Regions from separate parts of the Homo sapiens genome. Here all the other regions are linked to region 1. Evidence: chromatin loops called from intact Hi-C (ENCODE). Cell type or tissue: endothelial cell of umbilical vein. All regions are shown on one strand.

The links. A loop is a pair of places that touch in the nucleus more often than their neighbours do. Peaks named below come from ENCODE experiments on the same cell type or tissue, not always from the same donor. Only the 100,000 strongest peaks of a DNase experiment are listed, where the experiment ranks them.
Region 2: a loop joins it to region 1, with 5 times the contacts of the local background. A loop is called at or near these places in 11 of 110 quality-filtered maps.
Region 3: it touches region 1 in a loop (10-fold over the local background); 96 of 110 quality-filtered maps call a loop at or near these places.

The regions. Positions count from the first base shown.
Region 1 is chr3:129,486,049-129,494,048 of GRCh38, forward strand. It overlaps IFT122 (intraflagellar transport 122), which reads left to right. Exons shown (of 30, transcript NM_052989.3): 16 at 2,209-2,349; 17 at 6,093-6,146. Among named protein-coding and RNA genes, the nearest start is that of RHO, 39 kb to the right of the region's middle. RefSeq lists silencers at 3,630-3,838, 4,245-4,314 and an enhancer at 4,238-4,532. In endothelial cell of umbilical vein, a CTCF peak has its summit at 4,331 (motif pointing right); a DNase peak (open chromatin) is centred at 4,393; H3K27ac peaks cover 1,270 bases.
Region 2 is chr3:129,380,149-129,388,148 of GRCh38, forward strand. It overlaps the pseudogene RPL32P3. Among named protein-coding and RNA genes, the nearest start is that of SNORA7B, 13 kb to the right of the region's middle. In endothelial cell of umbilical vein, a CTCF peak has its summit at 3,312 (motif pointing right); a DNase peak (open chromatin) is centred at 3,363; H3K27ac peaks cover 477 bases.
Region 3 is chr3:129,821,984-129,829,983 of GRCh38, forward strand. TMCC1 (transmembrane and coiled-coil domain family 1) reads right to left here. Exons shown (of 7, transcript NM_001017395.5): 4 at 5,820-6,525. The coding sequence starts at 6,395. Among named protein-coding and RNA genes, the nearest start is that of TMCC1, 68 kb to the right of the region's middle. In endothelial cell of umbilical vein, CTCF peaks have their summits at 3,153 (motif pointing left) and 7,760 (motif pointing left); DNase peaks (open chromatin) are centred at 3,098 and 7,758.

The DNA of each region.
Region 1 (8,000 bases):
GGTGGTGACTTCATGTTTGAAATCCAACAGCAAGATAAAGTATAGCTCAGAGAGTATTTGTTCAGTGGGGTCTATTTTTAAAACTCCACTCAAATTGTGCCTCCCAAGTAAGTCCAAGTGTTAGCCATCCATCATATGCTCAGCTGTGATATGCCTGCCTGAGTGCCTGTCCCACTCACGGGGCAGTCAGCATGGCAAGCAGTTGGTGTGGTTCGGGGAAGGAGCACCAGCTTTCAGTCCTGACTCTGCCATCTCAAGCAGCTGTAACTAGAGCAACTCATTTCACTCTTTGGGGCCTCATTTCTTTTCTGTGAAATGGGGTTAATTATACCCATCTTTCAGGTTTCGTCAAGCCAAATTTCTATTATTATTTCTCCTTATTACTGACTCATAAAATAGCAAAAACCACAAAACACAACTAAATTGCAACAGGCTGTACTTACTGACGGACTTTAGAAAGGAAAGCTCATTGTGTGCTTTAAGAAAAGCTTTCAGGAGTTTGAGAAAGCTTCCAGGAGATGGTGAAACTTGATCTGAGCCCTGAGAGGTCTGGAAAGGAAGAGTGGAGCAGGGAAGCTTTTCAAACAAAGGGAAAGGTGGGGGTAGGAACAAGACTGGAGAGCCTGGGAGATGGTGAGGAGCTGGTGCTGAGAAAATACAGTGAAGGTAATGATCATGCCTGCATTTTGCCCAGTGCTTCATTATTTTTGGAGCACATCTCTCCTTTGCCCATGGTAGCCTGAGCTGGGCAGGACATCTAAACAGAAGTTAATGGATTTACCCAAAAAGTCACCAGCCTAGGATGTGGCTGAGCCTGGCCTGGGTTCTAGGTCACCTGCTCCGTAGCCTATGCCTGCTGCCCCGCTAAAGGGAGCATTTAATGTGCCAATGAGGAGAGATGGCATGGTGGAAAAGATAAGCACTTGGAAGCAGCCATGTTTTGCTCTGAGAGTAGACAGACTCAAAATAAAAAAAATTCCTTCAATTCTAAAGCTAAAAAATGGGACTGGAAATTTCAAAGACAGACAAAAGCCCCAAATGGAGAAAACAATACTTCAAGCTCCACATTTGGGAACCATTAGCACAGAGGTCCTGGCTGATTTCTCTTCCCTGCCCAGGAAGCCAGGAGAGATGCAGGCCACTGAAGCACACTGGCTGGCCTAAAACAAGGGCAAGGCCTTTCCTTGTTAAAGATGTCATGGCCCAACTCAAGACTCATTCTCAGGCCTGCACGCACATATGCACATATACACGCGTGCATACATGTGGCAGGAAGGGGCACAGAACCTGGAGTCCAGTCACCTCTGGCTATTGCCAGCTATTTGCTGGGACAGGTCATTTGTCCTCTCTGAGTCTCGGTCTCCTGGGCTGTAGCCAGGGAGAAATAATACCTACTGCACAGGACTGTGGGGACAGCCAAAAGCCTTTTATAAACCTAAGAAAGAGAAGTCGTTAGGAACTATTCATGGGCACTCACAGCAAGGCAACCCCATCTTGTAGGAGGGCATCTGTCCCCAGGGCAGGGATCAGGAGAGCTGTTTCCAGAGGCTTCCAGGGTAACTTGGAGCAAATCACTTACCTTTCTTGGACTCAGTCCCTGGAAGAAGAGGCCATTCCAGACCGCTTCCTCCCACGAACTCATTCATTGTGTCAGCAAACGTAGACTGGGGTTCTGCTGAGGGAGGCCGATACAACCCACCACTGCCCACGGCTGTGCACGGCTTTGCTGTGGGAACAGGCCTGTAACTGCGGCACAACCTGCGATCTGGACAAAGGGCAGAGGAAGCTGAGACTCTTTCCCCTGGGGTGGGGGCTTGAGGGGCTTGGGAGGACTCTGCAGAAGAGGTGACATTTCAACAGGGCCTTGAAAGCCAAATAGGTATTTTCCAGAGGCAGAGTGGGGAGGGGCAAAGGCATTCCAGGTGAGGGTGACATCCTATGGCGAGGCAGGCCTGTAGGTGGGAAGGAGGGGAGGATGGGCAGAGAGTTTGTGCTGTGGAGCACAGTAGCCCAGTCATGAGAGAGGTGCAGGATGGAGCACACAGGGTGGGCTGGGCAGGCTGGGCAGGGTGCTGATTGGCGGCTGCAGGGCTGCTCCCCAGGCATGGGTAATCATCCCACGCATCTGGAGGCAGGCTCTGTATGCATCTGGTTCTTTCCATGGCTCTGAAAACAGTCTTCTTTTTTTCCCTTGATGAAATCCTGCAGTCCGCTCCCATGTACCAGTACCTGGATAGGAAACTGTTCAAGGAAGCCTACCAGATTGCTTGCTTGGGTGTCACAGACACTGATTGGCGTGAACTGGCCATGGAAGCGCTAGAAGGTTTAGATTTTGAAACAGCAAAGAAGGTAAGCATCTAGCCAGCAGGAGCTGGAGTTTGGTCCTTGTGGGGTCCCTTAAGAAGGCAGATGGGGACCCAGGTGGCACGGAGAGGCCATAGACTGCAGCAGTCTCTGGAGTTAGGCTGACCTGGGCTTGTATCTTAGCCACTTCCTCACTGTGGGCCTGGGTAGGTGACACCCTTTCTAAGATTGCTTCTCTATAGACGTAGGATGATGACAGGCCCCATCCTCACAAAGCTGTGAGGATCAAATGGGAGGATGCCTGTAAAGCCTGACCCAGGAGCAGCATGTCAGATTCTGGCTGTCACTCTTATTAGCTGTTCTCTGTGGGAAGCACCTGACTAGTAGCCTGGCACATCACAGGCACTCCGTAAATGGCGGCTTTTATTATCGGTGTAGTCACTGGCCATGATGCTGCACACAATGCTGCTTTTCTTAGCATCTGCCAACTAAGGTGGGAGAGATGGTCAAGGTCTCTGATTCTGACAGCAATGTGGGCACTTCCCACGTACCTTCATGGCGGGATTCATGGACTTGATTCGTTGTGTCCTTTCCTGGCCTAGTCTATGAAAGCTAGAGAGATGGCTGAAAACATCTGACCCCTCTCTGCACATAAGGAAAAGCCCAGGTATGTTCCTGAGCTGTGTTTCCATCTAGAACCTCAGATGGAGGAAGGAATGGCTTCCAACCTCCACTCCCCTACCCCTTCCCTCTTTATCTCCCCACAGTCAATTAATGAGCTGCTCATTTTGTCCATATTCCCGGGCTGACATTGAAGGAGTGGCAAAGAGGGACGTGATGCCCGCCTTGGGTTAGATCAAGACTTGTAGGCATGAAGAGAGGAGACTGGACCAGACCAGGACTAAGAAGCCTGGCTGAGAACGAGCTGTGTCACATAAGGGGCTCTGGGACCTCAGGCCAGCCACTTTCCTTGGAGCCCCAGTCCTCCCAGTTCTGAAATGGGGGTGGTGAGAATGCCCGCTGCAGTCATGAGGCTTAACTGAGATGTTGTAAAGGGGAATTTAAATCAGGGATGGTTGTGCAGATGCTAGCCATTACTAAACAAGGGAAGTGATCGTTGTGTAACAATGATCTAGATTATATTTTTAGATGTCCTCAGTGTAGGAAAGTGGAGATGGAGGAGGCTGTAAGAATTCAGAGGAGGGGCCAGGCGCGGTGGCTCACGCCTGTAAATCCTAGCACTTTGGGAGGCCGAGGTGTGCGGATCACAAGGTCAGGAGATCGAGACCATCCTGGCTAACACGGTGAAACCCCGTCTCTACTAAAAATACAAAAAATTAGCCGGGCATGGTGGCAGGCGCCTGTAGTCCCAGCTACTCCGGAGGCTGAGGCAGGAGAATGGCGTGAACCTGGGAGGCGGAGCGTGCAGTGAGCCGAGATGGTGCCACTGCACTCCAGCCTGGGCCATAGAGCAAGACTCTGACTTAAAAAAAAAAAAAAAAAAGAATTCAGAGGAGGGAGGAGGCATCTCTATGGAGGGAGCTTCCCTCTCCTGCCCCACCCAGAAATGCCAGCAGGGAGGGAGACGACAAATCCCTAGAATAGAAAGGATTGTAAAAAGCCACAAGGTTTAATATGAGTGTTTACTGATATTTTTATAAATATATATATTTTTATATATTTGTTTAAATATTGAGACGGGGACTCACTGTGTTGCCCAGGCAGGTCTTGAACTCCTGGGCTCAAGCAGTCTTCTTGCCTCAGCCTCCCAAAGTGCTGGGATTACAGGTATAAACCACCACACCCAGCCAGATTTACTATAGTTGAAAAGTAAGTGTATGTGGTATATATCTATTGTGTACAACATGCTGTTTTGAAAAAGCCACATGATATTGAAGATAGGCTGGATGTTACTATTTCATCTAAATCCCGAGTACCCCACCTCTTTACTCTGTGCCAGGCACTCAGGCTCACCAGCTTGGATATAGTGGTTCCTAGAGATGGACAGCCATCCCCACTAGATGGCAGAGAAGAGCTGCTGAGCTCCCGCCAGACCCTGAGCAGAGCTGCAGGTTCCTCCCTATTCCCAGGCTTCCCTCTGCTGAGCTCATTCAGGGGCCTTGTGACTCTGACCAGGCACCCTGACGCTGCAAAATGTGTCAGGTTGAAGGAACTCGGAAACAGATTTATTAATGGGCAAATCCTAGACACTAGCACAGCTGAGCTACAGCTAGAAAGACCCTTGAGAGGGTGTCAGTAGCAGGCCCCTTTCCACAAAGAAGATGGTTGGAGCCCAGAAGCAGAGAAGTAGGCTCAGAGCGAGGACTCAGACCTCGAATGCTCCTTTCCCTCTTGGCCACTGTGCTGGGCTTTGCAGGGTTGCCCTCTCAAGGCGCTTTAAGGAAACCCAGATCTAGAGGGTGATGTGTAAGACCTACAGCTTGGGACACAGGTAGTCTTAGCCCTGTGTTCCTTGGCCCATGTGATGCCCGCATTGCCCTTTTCTACGAATTCCTCTTCACAAACACTTGTTTGCCAGGTTCTGACTCTGATGCCTCCCTTAACGCTGCCTCCCACCCCTGCTCATGCTCAGACCATTCATCCGTGTTCTCCAGGCATGTGGTTCGTAGTTGGAGAGCTCTTAGCTCTGGGAGGTGTCATGATCTGTTTAATTGACCAGCTTTCCCTGTTAGAATGTGGACCTCTGAATTGTGGAGGGGGACAGGGGCCGAGACATGTTTCTCCCTGGGTCCTCAGTCTCTTGACAGGAAGCCTGGTCCTGTGGGATGAAAAGATAAAGTTGCATTGTGGTCACCTGCAAGGCAGGCCGGGGACTTGCTCATCTCCCGAGGTCTTTTCAGGAGGGAGGATGCCATGCTGCTGAGCAGAGGCTGCAAGTGGTCAGGATTGCTCTGCGTGTTCAGTTCAAAGGGCTCTGGAGCTGCTGCCTCCTCTAGGCACAGGTCAGCCCATTTTGAATGGGGCAATAAATGGTGACAGCAAAGCCACCTGAAAGCAGCCTGACCTGGTGGCTTGTGCTCCTCCAAACCCTGGGCAGAATCTGAAAGCAGCAAAACTAGCTTAGCTAACACCAGTCTGCTTGTTCCTCAGAAACTTCTAGAGGTCCATGAGTTAAAGTCTCTGGCTTTACTGTGAGTTCAAGGCAAGGGCTGCAATTTTAGGGTTTACATAAAGAGTTTGCCTTCCACAGACTTGGTGGGATTCATTCCCTACCCCTCCACCTTCTTCCAGAATCTGTCTTTATACCCTCTCAGCTTTCCCCTCCTCTGCTCCCTCTGTGGTACCAGGGGCTCTGGGTCCCCTGTGTCTGTGGCACCACTGGGTAGGCATAGCTGTCCCCTGCATTCTACCCATGTTGCCAAGATGTATAGGCAGTCTCTCATCAGTCCATGCATCTCATCCTCTCCTGCTGTGATGCTGCGTGACCCCCCAGAGGGTCAGACCGGCTTGTTCTTCTTTGGGTCTAGAGTCTCCCAAGGAGGCACCGCCACAGACTGTGGCATCACGGTTTTGTTTTACCTGATCTCAAAATGACTGATGCAACTGGGATGTCTTTGCTGTTCTTTACATGGTCCAATCCCATGGATAAAGCCATGCCTCGCTGGGTGGTATAACCTCCTGCACGCACGATGATTAATCTGTGCTTGCTCCCTTCCTCTCCTCTGTGGCTCACTGTCTAGATAGAGCTTGACTTCCCACCCCTAGCCAATCACCCACTTTTGAAGCCAAGAAGACAGCTTATTTTATTCTTTATTTCTTCGCCACAGGCCTTCATCAGAGTACAAGACCTCCGATATTTAGAGCTCATCAGCAGCATTGAGGTAAAAGATGAAGCATTTTTCCTTCTCAAGAAGGCATACTTGGGGTTCCTGTTTTAGGGGCAGCCCTTCTAACAGGCAAGAGCCTTGAGGACATGGGAACAGAGCTCACTGGCGTCTGGGCATCTGGGCCACAGCCTTGCTCCGGGGGCAGAGTGGCCACACTGGGGGAGACAACAGCAGGTAGTGTGAGCTGTTGTGTGATAGCTGGGTGAGGCACATGGGTTCCGGATCTCTCCAGGGTTGGGTTTCTAGTCTGTGAAAAGGGATTGGACCTACCTCACAGGCTGCTGTGAGGATTCAGTAGGTTCTCAGGAACTGGTTTGCATCCTCCTGGTGGCGGATAGCTGGTCACCATCCTCTCAGACTCCAGTAATCTGATAGTGTTGGAGGAGTTTCCCAAATGCACATGAGCTGAGCTCCATTCCCCAGAAATGGACCTGGGGAGCAAGGCCCACAGTCTGAACTGAGCGCCCCAGAGTTCTGGAGCAACCCCTAGCCCTACTGTTTCTGGCTGAGAATATTGACCTTGTCATCCAAACCCAATAGGCCTGCAGTGTGCTAAGGAAGCTGGTTGTAGGTATGCCATTTGCTGGGTGGTGGTCAACACTATGCTTTTTTTTTCTTTTTTTTTTTTTTTTTTCTGAAACAAGGTCTCACTCTGTTCCCCAGGCTCAAGCGCAGTGGCACGATCACAGCTTACTGCAGCATAGACCTCCCAGGCTCAAATGATCCTCCCACCTAGCCTCCCAAGTAGCTGGGACCACATGCATGTGCCACCCCGCCTGATTAATTTTTTGTATATTTTTTAGAGCAGGGTTTTCCCATGTTGCCCAGGCTGGTTTCAAATTCGTGGGCTCAAGCTATTAGCCCACCTTAGCCTCCCAAAGTGCTAGCATTATAGACTTGAGCTACCATGCCCGGCCCTTAGACACTATTCTTAATTTCTGTGTATCTCAGTGCTGTCTGGCTGTCTGTTAAAAGGCATATACATTTTTTCTCCTGAACATATTTATTGTGAAGGTATGGGAATGTGAGATACATTTGAATTCCCAGTTGGAAACAGTGAGGAAATAGCAAATGTCTTGTCCCTCTCATTCATTTCCCCATAATAAACACCTGTCATGGGCCAGCCCTTGTGCCGAGCTCAGTGGGCACAGAGCTGAGGAGGAGAGAGGCTGACAGGAGCTCACAGCCTGCTAAGCCTCATAACGTAATCTGCTCTGTGCCACATGCGTGATTTATGTGAATGCTGTTCTAGATCCTCACATTAACTGAATGAGGCAGGTACTGTTGCTCTCCCTATTCCATGCAGGAGGAAATTAAGGCTCAGCAAGACGATGCCACATCCCCATGGGTCCATAGCCAAAAACTTGGTGGAATTCAAGCCCAGTCTATTTCCTAAGCTCATGCTCTCTCGGCCACATACCCTCCCTACCCGCGTGTTGTAAGGGGCATCTGTATATTCTGGGGTTTACCTACCCGCGTGGTAAAGGGCTTGTTCGGAGCTATTGCTCAAAATGCCCAGTGCTGCTGACTTTCACTTGTAAATCCACTGGCCTGGATCTGGGGGTCTTCACCTGAAGCCAAGGAGCATAATTTTCCTCTCTACAAAAGTAACTGCTGTGGGGTCCAACTATTACTTGTCACATCTTACTGGGGTCAAAATGTAGTCCTCTCCTCGTATGCTATGAGCTGGGAAGTGCGTTAAAGTAAACTCCTAAGATTGTCTCTTGAAAAAAAGTAAAGTGCCTTTGAGTGTGCTCTATATCGACTGCCTGCAGACTTATTTGCACACATCTGGGTGCTCAGCATAATTCCAGAGAACTGCAGATCCTTAGTGGGTGCCTTTTGGAT
Region 2 (8,000 bases), 110 kb before region 1:
TGGTGCTCTTGAGCCACTTCCTCAAGCCTGCTGTCACTCTGTGGAGTGTACTTTGGTTTCAATAAATCTGTGCTTTTGTTGCTTCATTCCTTCACTGCTTTGTGTGTTTTGTTCAATTCTTTGTTGAAAACACCAAGAACCTGATGGCTTGTGGTCAAGACCCTCCACCAGTAACATGTACACACATATGCACATATACACATGACCACATACGTGGCAGGAAGGGGCACAGAACCTGGAGTCAAGTCACCTCTGGCTATTGCCAGCTATTTGCTGGGACAGGTCAGTTGTCCTCTCTGAGTCTCGGTCTCCTGGGCTGTAGCCAGGGAGAAATAATATCTACTGTACAGGACTATGGGGACAGCCAAAAGCCCTTTATAAACCTAAGAAAGAGAAGTCGTTAGGAACTATTCATGGGCACTCACAGCAAGGCAACCCCATCTTGTAGGATGGCATCTGTCCCCAGGGCAGGGAGCAGGAGACCTGTTTCCAGGGGTTTCCAGGGTAACTTGGAGCAAATCACTTACCTTTCTTGGACTCAGTCCCTGGAAGAAGAGGCCATCCCAGACCCCTTCCTCCCAGGAACTCATTCATTCTGTCAGCAAACATAGACTGGGGGCCTGCCAAAGGTGGCGGGTACAACCCATCACTGCCCATGGGCTATGCACCGCCTTGCTGTAGGAACAGGCCTATAACTGCATCACAACCCGAAATCTGGACAAAGGGCAGAGGAAGCTGAGACTCCTTCCCCTGGGGTGGGGGCTTGAGGGGCTCAGGAGGACTCTCCAGAAGAGGTGACATTTCAACAGGGCCTTGAAAGCCAAATAGGTATTTTTCAGAGGGAGAGTGGGGAGGGGCAAAGGCATTCCAGACGAGGGTAACATCCTATGGTGAGGCAGGCCTGCAGGTGGGAAGGAGGGGAGGATGGGCAGAGTTTGTGCTGTGGAGCACAGTAGCCCAGTCATGAGAGAGGTGCAGGACGGAGCACACAGGGTGGGCTGGGCAGGCTGGGCAGGGTGCTGATTGGCGGCTGCAGGGCTGCTCCCCAGGCATGGGTAATCGTCCCACGCATCTGGAGGCAGGCTCTGTATGCATCTGGTTCTTTCCATGGCCCTGAAAACAGTCTTTTTTTCCCTTGATGAAATCCTGCAGTCTGCTCCCATGTACCAGTACCTGGATAGGAAACTGTTCAAGGAAGCCTACCAGATTGCTTGCTTGGGTGTCACAGACACTGATTGGCGTGCACTGGCCATGGAAGCGCTAGGTTTAGATTTTGAAACAGCAAAGAAGGTAAGCATCTAGCCAGCAGGAGCTGGAGTTTGGTCCTTGTGGGGTCCCTTAAGAAGGCAGATGGGGACGCAGGTGGCACGGAGAGGCCATAGACTGCAGCAGTCTCTGGAGTTAGGCTGACCTGGGCTTGTATCTTAGCCACTTCCTCACTGTGGGCCTGGGTAGGTGACACCCTTTCTAAGATTGCTTCTCTATAGACGTAGGGTGATGACAGGCCCCATCCTCACAAAGCTGTGAGGATCAAATGGGAGGATGCCTGTAAAGCCTGACCCAGGAGCAGCATGTCAGATTCTGGCTGTCACTCTTATTAGCTGTTCTCTATGGGAAGCACCTGACTAGTAGCCTGGCACATCACAGGCACTCCGTAAATGGCGGCTTTTATTATCGGTGTAGTCACTGGCCATGATGCTGCACACAATGCTGCTTTTCTTAGCATCTGCCAACTAAGGTGGGAGAGATGGTCAAGGTCTCTGATTCTGACAGCAATGTGGGCACTTCCCACGTACCTTCATGGCGGGATTCATGGACTTGATTCGTTGTGTCCTTTCCTGGCCTAGTCTATGAAAGCTAGAGAGATGGCTGAAAACATCTGACCCCTCTCTGCACATAAGGAAAGGCCCAGGTATGTTCCTGAGCTGTGTTTCCATCTAGAACCTCAGATGGAGGAAGGAATGGCTTCCAACCTCCACTCCCCTACCCCTTCCCTCTTTATCTCCCCACAGTCAATTAAGGAGCTGCTCATTTTGTCCATATTCCTGGGCTGACATTGAAGGAGTGGCAAAGAGGGACGTGATGCCCGCCTTGGGTTAGATCAAGACTTGTAGGCATGAAGAGAGGAGACTGGACCAGACCAGGACTCAGAAGCCGGCTGAGAGCCAGCTGTGTCACGTAAGGGGCTCTGGGACCTCAGGCCAGCGGCTTCCCTCAGAGCCCCGGTCCTCCCAGTTCTGAAATGGGGGTAGTGAGAATGCCCACTGCAGTCACAAGGCTTAACTGAGATGTTGTAAAGGGGAATTTAAAGCAGGGATGGTTGTGCAGATGCTAGCCATTACTTGAACATTGTTACACAATGATCAAGATTATATTTTTAGATGTCCCCAGTGTAGGAAAGTGGAGATGGAGGAAGCTGTAAGATTCAGAGGAGGGAGGAGGCATCCCCATGGAGGGAGCTTCCCTCTCCTGCCCCACCCAGAAATGCCAGCAGGGAGGAAGATGACAAATCCCCAGAATAGGTGTTGTTTTGGGCACAGAATGAAATTAAGAACCTTCCCTCTAGATTGTCACCTCCTTACACCCAGGAACCAAACACGTACCTCATCTTAATAACACTGCACACTGCCTAGCACAGTGCCTTAGACAGGTTGGTGCTCAACAAATATTTGAATGGATAACAACTAAGTTTATTCGTTCATTTATTTAACTCCCCAGCCTGTATCACCAAAACACTCCCTGAGAATTGAAAGGGTGTATTAAAGCCACAAGATTTAAAAAATAACACTGTTCATTGATTTATTTAAATTAAAAAATAATTGTATATGGTAAATATCTATTAAGTACAACATGGGACAGGCACGGTGCCTCATGCCTGTAATCCCAGTTCTTTGGGAGGCCGAGACAGGCAGATCAGTTGAGGCCAGGAGTTTAAGACCAGCCTGGCCAAAGTAAAACCCTGACTCTACTAAAAAAATACAAAACTTAGCTGGGTGTGGTGGCGCATGCCTGTAGTCCCAGCTACTTGGGAGGCTGGGGCAGAATTGCTTGAACCAGGGAGACAGAGGCTACAGTGAGCCGAGATCATGCCACTGCATTCCAGCCTTGGTGACACAGCAAGACTCTGTCAAAAACACAAAAAAATCAGTACAATATGATGTTTTGAAAAAGCTGGATGATTTTGACAATAGGGTAGGAGTTGCTATTTCATCTAAATCCTGTATCCCCCCCCTTTCTTTCCCTCTGTGACAGGCACTCAGGCTCACCAGTTTGCACAGGGTGGTCCCCAGTGATGGTATGCCATCCCCACTAGATGGCAGAGAAGAGCTGCTGAGCTCTGGCCAGGCCATGAGTAGAGCTGCAGGTGCCTCCCTGTTCCCAGGCTTCCCTCTACTGAGCTCATTCAGGGGCCTTCTGACCACTCTGAACAGCTGCCGTGATGCTGCAGGATGCATCAGGTTGAAGGAACTTGGAAACAGATTTCTCAGTGGGCAAATCCTAGACTCCAGCACAGCCGACCTAGAGCTGGAAAGACCCTTGAGAGGGTGTCACTAGCAGCCCCCTTTCCACAAAGATGGCTGGAGCCCAGAAGCAGAGAAGTAGGCTCAGAGCGAGGACTGAGACCTCGAATGCTCCTTTCCCTCTCGGCCACTGTGCCGTGCTTTGCAGGGTTGTCCTCTCAAGGTGTTTTAAGGAAACCCAGATCTAGAGGGTAGTGTATAACACCTGCAGCTTGGCACAACAGCTACTGCTACCCCTCTGTTCCTTAGCCCATGTGATGCCCGCATTGCCCTTTTCTATGAATTCTTCTTCACAAACACTTGTTTGCTAGGTTCTGACTCTGATGCCTCCCTTAACGCTGCCTCCCACCCCTGCTCATGCTCAGACCATTCATCCGTGTTCTCCAGGCATCTGGTTCATAGTCGGAGAGCTCTTAGCTCTAGGAGGTGTCATTATCTGTTTAATTGGTCAGCCTCCCCTGTTAGAATGTGGCCTCTGAATTGTGGAGGGGGACAGGGGCCGAGACATGTTTCTTCCTGGGTCCTCAGTCTCTGACAGGAAGCCTGGTCCTGTGGGATGAAAAGATGAAGTTGCATTGTGGTCACCTGCAAGGCAGCCAGAGGCTGGGGACTCGCTCATCCCCTGAGGTCTTTTCAGGAGGGAGGATGCCATGCTGCTGAGCAGAGGCTGCAAGTGGTCAGGATTGCTCTGCGTGTTCGGTTCAAAGGGCTCTGGAGCTGCTGCCTCCTCTAGGCACAGGTCAGCCCATTTTGAATGGGGCGATAAATGGTGACAGCAAAGCCACCTGAAAGCAGCCTGACCTGGTGGCTTGTGCTCCTCCAAACCCTGGGCAGAATCTGAAAGCAGCAAAACTAGCTTAGCTAACACCAGTCTGCTTGTTCCTCAGAAACTTCTAGAGGTCCATGAGTTAAAGTCTCTGGCTTTACTGTGAGTTCAAGGCAAGGGCTGCAATTTTAGGATTTATATAAGAGTTTGCCTTCCACAGACTTGGCGGGATTCATTCCCTACCCCTCCACCTTCTCCAAGAATCTGTGTTTATGCCCTCTCAGCTTTCCCCTCCTCCACGCCCTCTGCAGTACCAGGTGCTCTGGGTCCCCTGTGTCTGTGGCACGACTGGGTAGGCACAGCTGTCCCCTGCATTCTACCCATGTCGCCAAGATGTATAGGCAGTCTCTCATCAGTCCATGCATCTCTCTCTCTCTTGCTGTGATGCTGCCTGCCCGCCCCCCCCGCCCCCCGCCGAGGGTCAAACTGGCTTCTTCTTTGGCTCGAGAGTCTCCCAAGGAGGCACCGCCACAGACTGTGGCATCGCGGTTTTGTTTTACCTGATCCCAAAATGACTGATGCAACCGGGATGTCTTTGCTGTTCTTTGCATGATCCAATTTTGGGGATAAAGCCGCGCCTCACTGGGTGGTATAACCTCCTGCACGCACGATGATTAATTTGTGCTTGCTCCCTTCCTCTCCTCTGTGGCTCACTGTCTAGGTGAGCTTGACTTCCCACCCCCAGCCAGTCACCCACTTTTGAAGCCAAGAAGGCAGCTGATTTTATTATTCCCCACAGGCTTTCATCAGAGTACAAGACCTCATCAGCAGCATTGAGGTAAAAGTTGAAGCATTCTTACTTGTCAAGAAAGTGGACTTGGGGTTCGGGGTTCAGGGGCAGCCCTTGTGGCAGGTGTATTAGTTCATTTTCACGCTGCTGGAAAAGATGTACGTGAGACTGGGCAATTTACAAAAGAAAGAGGTCTAATTAGACTTGCAGTTCCACATGGCTAAGGAAGCCTCATGATCATGGCAGAAGGCAAGGAAGAGCAAGTCACAGCTTATATGGATGGCAGCAGGCAAACAGAGAGCTTGTGCAGGGGAACTCCTCTTTTTAAAACCATCAGATCTCGTGAGACTTACTATCATGAGAACAGCATGGGAAAGACCTGCCCCATGATTCAATTACCCGCCACGGGGTCCCTCCCACAACACATGGGAATTCAAGATGAGATCTGGGTGGGGACACAGCCAAACCATATCAGCAGGCAAAAGCCCTGAGGACACGGGAGCAGAGCTCACTGGCGTCTGGGCATCTGGGCCACAGCCTTGCTCCAGGGGCAGAGTGGCCACACAGTAGGAGACAGCAGTGGGCAGTGTGAGCTGTCACGTGGTAACTGACTGAGGCAGATGGGTTCCCGATCTCTCCAGGGTTGGGTTTCTTGTCTGTGAAAAGGGATTGGACCTACGTCACAGGCTGCTGTGAGGATTCAGTAGGTTCTCAGGAACTGGTTTGCATCCTCCTGGTGGCGGATAGCTGGTCACCATCCTCTCAGACTCCAGTAATCTGATAGCGCTGGAGGAGTTTCCCAAATGCACATGAGCTGAGCTCCATTCCCCAGAAATGGACCTGGGGAGCAAGGCCCACAGTCTGAACTGAGCGCCCCAGAGTTCTGGAGCAACTCCCAGCCCTACTGTTCCTGGCTGAGAATATTCAGTTTGTCATCCAACCCAATAGGCCTGCAGTGGGCTAATGAAACTGGGCGCTGGGTGGTGGTAGACACCATTCCTTTTATTCTTTTTTTTTTTTTTTTTTTTTGAGGCAGGGTCTCACTCTGTTCCCCAGGCCAGGGTGCAGTGGCACAATCATGGCTCACTGAAGCCTAGACCTCCTGGGATCAAGCAATCCTCACACCTCAGCCTCCCAAGTAGCTGGGACCACATGTGCACACCACCACGCCTGGTTAACTTTGTTTGTATTTTTTGTATTGTCAGGGTTTTGCCATGTAGCCCAGTTTGGTTTCAAATTCCTGGGCTCAAGCAATTAGCTCACTTTAGCCTTCCAAAGTACTAGCATTATAGACTTGAGCTACCACGCCCTGCCCTTAGACAGAAAGTTCTTTCTTTCTTTTTTTTTTTTTGAGACGGAGTTTTGCTCTGTCGCCCAGGCTGGAGTGCAGTGGCGCGATCTTGGCTCACTGCAAGCTCCGCCTTCCAGGTTCACGCCATTCTCCTGCCTCAGCCTCCTGAGTAGCTGGGACTACAGGTGCCCGCCACCACACCTGGCTAATTTTTGTATTTTTAGTAGAGACGGGGTTTCACTGTGTTAGCCAGGATGGTCTCGATCTCCTGACCTCGTGATCCACCCGCCTCAGCCTCCCAAAGTGCTGGGATTACAGGCGTGAGCCACCGCGCCCAGCCTGAAAGTTCTTACTTTCTGTATATCTCAGTGCTGTCTGTTAAAAGGCGTACACATTTTTTCTCCTGAACAGATTTATTGTGAGGGTATGGGAACGTGAGATACATTTGAATTCCCAGTTGGAAACAGTGAAGAAATCAGCAAATGTCTTGTCCCTCTCATTTATTTCCACATAATAAACACCTGTCATGGGCCAACCCTTGTGCCGAGCTCAGTGGGCACAGAGCTGAGGAGAGAGGCCGACAGGAGCTCCCAGCCTGCCAAGCCTCATAACGTAAGCTGCTCTGTGTTGAGTCTGCTCTGTGCCCCACGCGTCATTTATGCAAATGCTGCTCTAGATCCTCACGTTAGCTGAATGAGGCAGGTACTATTGCTCTCCCTATTCCATGCAGGAGGAAACTAAGGCTCAGCGAGACATATGCCACGTCCCCATGGGTCCACAGCCAAAAGCTCAGTGGAATTCAAATCCACTCTGTCTCCTAAGCTTATGCTCTCTCGGCCACATACCCTCCCCACCCATGTATCGTAAGGGGCATCTGTATATTCTGGGGTTTACCTACCCGCATGGTAAAGGGCTTGTTCAGAGCTATTGCCTGAAATGCCCAGTGCTGCTGACTCTCACTTGTAAATCCACTGGCCTGGATCTGGGGGTCTTCACCTGAAGCCAAGGAGCATAACTTTGCTGTCTACAAAAGTAATGATTGCTGTGGGGTCCAACTATTGTCATTTGTCAGGTCTTACCAAGGTTAAAATGTCTGCCTCTCCTCGTGTGCTATGAGCTGGGAAGTGGGTTAAAGTAAACTCCTAAGAGTGTATCTTAAAAAAAAATGAAGTGCCTTCAAGTGCGCTCCACATCGACTGCTCAGGGCTTAGTTGCACACATCTGGGTGCTCAGCATAATTCCAGAGAACTGCGGATCCTCAGTGGGTGCCTTTTGGATAGGGGAGATGTTCTTGTCCTGCTGACGGGGAGAAAGAACCTGCCCATGTTGACATGCACCTGCTGAGTGCCACAGATTGTTTTTATTGGTCATGGTGATATCCTGGGGCCTAGAATGGAAATGGACTCATTTTCATGCCTAGTAAAACCTTTTTTTTGGGAGGTTTTTTTTTTTTTCTTTTTTTTTGCAGAGAGAGAGTCTTGCTATGTTGACCAGGCTGGTCTTGAATTCCTGGGCTCAGGCGATCCTCCTGCTGTGCCCTCCTAAAGTGTAGGGATCACAGGCATGAGTCATCACATCCAGCCAAAATCTATCTTTTATCTCACCGCAAGCTTTTAATTCATTTCCAACTAT
Region 3 (8,000 bases), 340 kb after region 1:
GCCTGGGAAGTCGAGGCTGCAGTTAGCTGTGATCACACCACTACACTCCAGCCTGGGTGACAGAGTGAGACCCTGTCTCAAATATAAATACATATATTTATATATATTTATGAGGCCTTATTTTTTAGGCATTGTAAATAACTATTTTGTTATTATTTTGTTTAGACATCTGAGAATCCAGGATGTCACTGTTCATATTTTAATGATGAATGGGATTAAAATAACTTTAGGGAATCATTTCAGTATTTGATATCTACTGTTACCCGTCTGAAAATGATGGCAAAAGTTGTTTAAAAGTAATAACATAAGAACCAGGCATGGTGGCACATGCCTATAGTCCTAGCTACTCAAGAGACTGAGGTGGGAAAATCCCTTGAGCCCAGAAGTTTGAGGATGCAATGAGCCATGATTGCACCACTGCACTCTAGCCTGGGCATTAGAGCAAGACCCCAACCCCATCTCAAAAAATACATAATAACATAAGAAACCAGAGGTAGTGATGAAATCAGTCTTTGTCACTGCTCTTAGATTTCTGCCTTCAAACAAGCTGATCTAGCAACCAATCTTTGAAAAAAGGAAAAACTTTCCTTTCCCCTTTTCTTATTTCCTGCTTGAAAGAACTGGTGTTCTTCAATTCTCTGGCATTCTTCAATTCTCTGGCATGCTCAACCAGGTAAAGAGGCAAGAATGCTGAACACAAAACAAGAGGGAACCCAGGGATCTGGTCCTGGTATCACTCATAATTAACTGTATAACTTCAGGCAGGTTTTTAACATCTCTGGACCTGTAAAATCAGGAGTTTGATTAGAATTAATCAAAGTAGCTTAATAGGCCTAACAGTCTATGAGTCTGGTAGTCACTTGGCAGCAGCCAGTGATCTTCTGACTAGAAATCATTTGTGGTGCAAGGGACTCATTTTGCAACTCAAGACTTTTGAATTCTTAGCTTCCTCATTATTACAGTTTTGAAATCTGAGTCAGGGTTTCTTATCCCAGTAAGATGTTACTATGACAAAATAAAAAGATTTGCCATAACTTTAATTTTTAAAATAAAACATTTTAGGCCAGCGCAGTGGCTCAGGCCTGTAATCTCAGCACTTTGAGAGGCTGAGGCAGGTGGATCATTTGAGGTCACGAGTTCAAGACCAGCCTGACAAACATGGTGAAACCCCATCTCTACTAAAAATATAAAAATTATACAGGCGTGGTGATGTGCGCCTGTAATCTCAGCTACTTGGGAGGCTGAGGCAGGAGAATCGCTTGAACCCAGGAGGTGGAGGTTGAAGTGAGCCGAGATCACGCCACCGCACTCCAGCCTGGGCAACAAGAGCGAAATTCCATCTCAAACAAAACAAAACAAAAATAACATTTTATATATTTAAAATTTTGTTTAGGAACATATTCCCAAAGTTGATATATATACAAAGTGAGAGACACCTATTAACGCATAATGTATATTAATTGTGACCCTGAAGTACAAAAGTTCAAAAATAAAATCTAGCCTGCTCACATTGACCAACAGGATCATAGGCTATGATAACATCAAAATAAGTCAATTTTTAACAAACACCGACTTAGTTCAACATTGGGCTAACTTGCCAAAGTTGTCTTTCTTGAGAAAAAATGCTGTACTGAGATCCCTGAAAAACAAACAAACAAACAAACAAAAAAACAGTCTGCAATAGTAATTACCTTACACAAAACACAATCTTGGCCTATCCCTCCGTCTATCTATCTATGACTCTTTGGAAGCAAGACCTTATATTAGCGTTCTGGATAAACCAAAGAGTAGTGGACTTTGGATACTAAAATTCTCCTCCTCTACTCCTAAGATTCAAAGCTATTGATAAAGTACCCAAATCTCTGATGAATAAAAGAGAAAAGCAGAAATTAGGTCACATACTATATATGTTTAGGAGTCTGATTACCCTAAAGCCTGGACCATTTTGTTGTATAAAGGAAAAAGAGGTTAAAGAGTGAACTCTACTTTCCATTACGTTGAGCCTTCATCATAAAAGGCTCTGAACAGAAAGAAAGTAACTCAGACTTAAAAAACAAACAAATGAACTTTGGCTGGGCGCGGTGGCTCATGCCTGTAATCCCAGCACTTTGAGAGGCTGAGGCAGGTGGATCACTTGAGGTCAGGAGTTTGAGACCAGCGTGGCCAAAATGGTAAAACCCTGTCTCTACTAAAAATACAAAAATTAGCTGGGTATGGTGGTGTGTGCCTGTAATCCCAGCTATTCTGGAGGCTGAGGCAGGAGAATTGCTTGAAACTGGGAGGTGGAGGTTGCAGTGAGCAGAGATCATGCCGCTGCACTCCAGCCTGGGTGACAGAGCGTGACTCTGTGTCAAAAAAAACCAACCAACCAAACAAACAGAAACAAACTTTAAGAAGCATCCCTATGATATTACACTTTGCATAACAAATTTACCAAGGTTAGGAACAGTTAGCTTATCTGTACCTTCACTTCTACTCTTACAAGAACTATATTTGATGCCCACATGAGATCATTAAGGATAATCAAAATATCTTTGGGGCCAATGAATACATATTTATATTAAAGGAAACTCAGTATTGGGGGAAAGGACATAGCCATAAACATTCTGGCTTTCAGAGGTAGGGTCAATAAACCTGTAAGTTACTTGCTTTGGCAATCAAGTTTTGCTACGTAAAGTATCTTTAAGGGAGAACAATGAGAAAGCCAAAATACATCTTCATTTCTAACTTATGCCCACTGTTCCAGTTCCGTATTATTAAAGGCCTATAAGACATTCTCTTCATAGTAGGTGTCAGCCACCCAACTGAAACTAAATGGTTTTCCTTAAAAAATACAATTTTTCAACTGTTTAGTGGAAATGGAAAATATTTTCTGATTCTCCCAAGCAAACTTCAGATTTTAAAATTTTTTATTCTAACATTGTTATCAAATCCTACCTGTTCTTCTATTGTCCATTCCACTTCCACAGTTATCAATTCAGCTCAATATTTATAAGAGCACTATCACTATTTAATAGTCACTGTGCTCAAGCTAGCCCACATCCTAATGACTTCCTGTACTAATTAAATTATCACCCCGGGGTTAATCAATGTCCTGTCAGGCATCCATCCCCTCACTTCCACCTACCAATCCTCACCTAGGGCACCACCTGGTGGTCAACAAAATGAATTATCCTTTTCCCCGCTTCATTTCTTCCCCACTGGGAGAACAGTACACCTGCATTACTAGTTTTGCTTACAGTTCAACTAATTCAAACTTAGAAATCTTTTTATTTGAACACATACATCTCCCTCAAACTTCTTCCACTTTTCTCTATCTTCCAGGTACAGCCAGGCATTACAAAAATTTCCCTTTCCTTCTGCCTATAAGTAATCCAAAAAGCTTCCCTCATTGCAGCCTAATATACACTGCTTTTCCTAAATCTGGCTATAAATAAGAAGATGATATAGTGAGCTCTGAAGTGATATTAACCTTAATAGAGAACCTGAATCCATAACTTCCAAACTTTCCCTTTAGAAGCTCCGAAGTTTACATCTATCTTTTTTGGTGGGGGTGGGTGGTAGGGGGTTGAGACAGGGTCTTGCTTTGTTGCCCAGCCTGGAGTGCAGCAATAAAAAGGAACAAACTATCAACACATTCAACAACAGTTGAATCAACAACAGTTGAAAAGTATTACACTAAATGAAAGAAGTCAAACACAAAAGACTGCATGATCTAATTTTTTAGGAAATTCTAGAAAAGGCAAAACTATAGCAATAGAAAGCAGATCAGCGGCTACCAGAGGCCACCGGTTGGGTAAGAGGGACTGACTGCAGCCAAGGGGCATGAGAAATCATTATTTGGGGGTAATGGGAATGTTCTATATAATGACTGTGTTACTATAAAACTACACATTTTTCAAAACTAGTCAAGATGTACACTTAAAACTGGTGGATTTTACTGTAAGCATATGCTAATAAAGTTGACAAAGCATTAAAGAAACAATGTTATGAAAAAAGTTCTCACTTTGCCCTCTTTCTCTTGAAGTTTTCCAATAAAATCTGCTTTACTTACACTTTTTCTTTTTAACATAAAAGTCTATAATCCCAGAATCACTAGCTGTAAATTCCTTAATGTTCTCTGGTAAAGGCTGAAGATTAAGACAAGGTACATAGCTGCACTGTCAATCTTTACTGCCAACTAGTTTGGGTAATCAGTGACCAAATATTCTTTTTATTTCAAAGATAACTAATATAGGCTGGACACGGTGGCTCATGCCTGTAACCTCAGCACTTTGGGAGGCTGAGGTGGATGGATCACTTGAACTCAGGAGTTTGAGACTGGCCTGGGCAACAAGGCAAAATCTCCTCTCTACAAAAAAAAAAAAAAAAAAATTGGCCAGACATGCTGGCATGCGCCTGTAGTACCAGCTACTCAGGAGGCTGAGGTGGGATGATCACCTGAGTCTGGGGAGGTTAAGGCTGCAGTGAGCCACGATCACACCACTGCACCCCAGCCTAGGTGACAGGGTAAGACCCTGTCTCCAAAAAAAATAAAATGAATATACACATAAATATGTGGTACTTTTCCCCATTTAAATTTTTTGAATTTTAATTCACATCATTATTTTGACAGGTTTAAAGTGATTTACTGTCCATTATCTATATGTTTTAAATATCATATTTAGGTAGGAAAGGTTTAAAGTTCTAGACTCAATATTTATATTTCCAGGTAACTTAATATCCAATAAAAAAAAAACCTTAGGAAAAGTTTAAGGTACTAGACTCAGTATTTATATTTCCAGGTAACTTAATATCCAATAAAAAAAAACCTAACTGTACCGCAAGCAGACACAGAATGAAAACGATCAAACAAAAACCTTAAGGAATACACAAAAGTAATGCTGAAAGATAGTTGAATGGTAACTTACAAGGCAGACCTAGCCCACAAATGTGTTCAGTGTGGCTTGCATATCTGTTAAAAATCAAGAGATTTCCCATCTAGATTTCCAGTTTCTCTTGAAAAAAATCAGAAGCTCTGGCAAGACTGTGCCCACAGTACTAAATTTCAACCATCAGCTAAAGCTAAGACATTGCCTCTGTTAAACAAAGCAGGAACTCCTCAGTTTGTCCAAGCTCCATAACACCTAAGTTCACTCATTGTCACTACCTGCATGGCTACGCGTACCTGAGTTTTCAAACCCTAGCAGGACTATTTCTTCTATGTGCCTCAACTAACCATAACTGAGAGTTATATGGAAAAAGTTTCTCCTAGATTTAATATGCCTGGTTTTGGGTAAACCCAAAACAATCTGTTTATTAATAGTACACTATAATAATGTATATGCTCTACTGTGGCATGCAAAATGTAAAATGAATGCTGCTGATGTACTACAAAGTATATGAAAATTATAACCAACTTAGTGTACTTCCATGGTAAGCACAAACTCAGATTCTAGAACTTTATTCACTACATTCATTAATGTAAGAAAGCCATCTCCATGTGCAAAATCAAAACAATAAGAAACAAAGCATCTTTATTGCTCTACCATAAAACTGACCCTCAAATATACAGAAAGAATACATGAAATATACTTAAGGTTTTAACGAAAGGATAAAATAAAATATAGCACTATGTTAGGAAGGAAATAGGAATATAATTCTAAGCATTCATTCATTAGCTATAATTATTATTTACCCATTTGAAAAGGGGAAAAATTCTTTTACCACAACTTTAAGGTATTTGCTGAGATATCTTTTTAGTTACCAAAGGAAAGTCTGGAGAGTCCTAGGTATGAAAAACAGTAAGTTAACAGAAAAACAAAATCTTACAAACTTACCCGCTCCGCAGTTCCCTCCTCTCCTGGTAGACATGCAGCAGCAGCAGCAGCAGCAGCACAAGCTATTTCCATCATAGCAGAGCTGGTAGGTGCATCAGTTGTGGATGAAGACCTGGGTCGGCCTGACTGCATAACAGCTGTCATCTCCTGACCAGACTTCCTGTTGATTTGGGGACTTCCCTTTGGGGCCTCTGGCTTGCCCCGCCTACTATGCAAGCTTGTCCCTCTCTTCATCTTGGGTGGCACTCGAATCTGCTGCAGGACACGATTCAGAGCTGTGGGGTGGGTGGGGACACCATCAATCTCAGCACATGCGTTCTGGCTTTCCAGATCCATTTCAGGTTCTGGATCTGCCTGAATTTGCTGCACATCATGTGGAGACACTGATGACCTCCTGCGCTGGTGCTGGAAGAGATGCTTCAAGCCTTGGCCAATCACGTTAATGTTCTCCAAAGCATTGTGGGTCATTTTAGACAATTTTTGTTCTGATTCTGTCTGCTTTCTGGCCTCTGCATCTTGGGATTTGCCTCCAGGATCAGGGTCCTCAAATAACTGTTCACTGCCCGAAGGCTCCATCAGTAGACTTAATATGCTTATTTGCAAACTCAAAAAAATTTTTTAAACACACCAAGAGTGTCAAATTAGGTAGGCATTTGCTTCAACAGTGACTACGCATGCAGCTGTGAGACGAAGGCTTCATGCCTATCTAATGTTAAAAACAAAAAAACAAAAAAACAAAAAAAAAACCTTATATTATAAATCCATGCAGAAACTCCAGTGTTAAAACAAAGAAAAACATGCTACTGGCCAAACAAATAGGCACTATCATTAAGCAATCTTTAATCAGAAGATTAAAAGACAGTTTTCTAGATAGTGGGTAATGATTATTTTTTAGAATGAGAGAAAAAGCCCAGAACAAGTCCATAGGAAATTAAAACAGCAATGTTCAAAAGCAAAAATCCCTACAAGATTCAATATATACAGAATTAGATATTAGAGGAGCCATCTTGGAATGGACACTATAATGGTAGTTGACAGAACAGCCATTGCTTGGGAAATCAAGAGAAGAGACCATCCAATAGGTTTACTCTAGCTGAGGCAATTTAATCCCTCTCATTCATAACCACAGTTAATTATTCACAGGCTGAAACTCAGTATAATCAAAGAACAACAGTGAGAAATGGATATCCCAATCTAACTATATGTGGATTTTAATGGAAAAGTGTGTTACCATTCATATTCATCAAGTTCACTGGTAACTAGAGATGACAGGTTTGCTCTTTTGAGAAGAGAATGGAAATAAAAATCCTGTAAGTTGAATTCTCTGCTGAAGCACAAATGACCTTTCTGGCACCATATGAGTGAATGGTTCAGACAGAATCAGAATCAGAGACTAGAGCTTTGCTCAGTACCAGCTATCAAGAAAGGAGATTCAAAGAAATCCCTTTCTCTATAGTGTCATCCCTGACAGAAGCTTCCCATATATCCATACAAACTCAAAAGCAAAGTAACTGGGTAGGATAGAAAAGTAGAGAAAAAGAAAGGTCAAACAGCAAACATATACCAGTATTAAATGCAAGAAATTAAAAGGAAGCTGAAACTAAGAGATGTAAAATCAACGCAACTGCCATGGTTACTAAAATCACATGCAAAAAAAAAAAAAAAAAAAAAGGGAGGGGGGGATGGGAGATGATGAGATTTTTCCTAATAGAAAGTGTTTATTTTTGTACTGTATTTGTGCAAATATATAAGACAAAATTATATACATGCACAGAAGCTGCTACAGAATGCAAAATATGATGTAGGAGGTTATTTCCATATTTTTCTTTAAATTTTTGTTTAAAGGACTTTAAAACTCCCTACACTACCAAGTACTTCAACAATTTAAGCCACTACCAATGAAGCACCATGGTGCTCCTGTTCTGGGAATATGTGGACTTGCTGCCACCAAGTGGCAATCTAGAAAGCCATAAATTAGCTGAATAAAAGAGTTCCCTGTGAACTCAAGGCTACTAGAGTTTAGTGGAACAGGAATGCAAACTCACTAAAGTTTTGTTCCTGATGACTACTCTCAGAAGACTTTTTTCAAATATTTTATGGGCACTGTCATTGTGGCTCCACTGTCCATATTCTTTCATGCCTGTGATTCCATTACCTAATCTCTTCATAACAGAGGAGCAT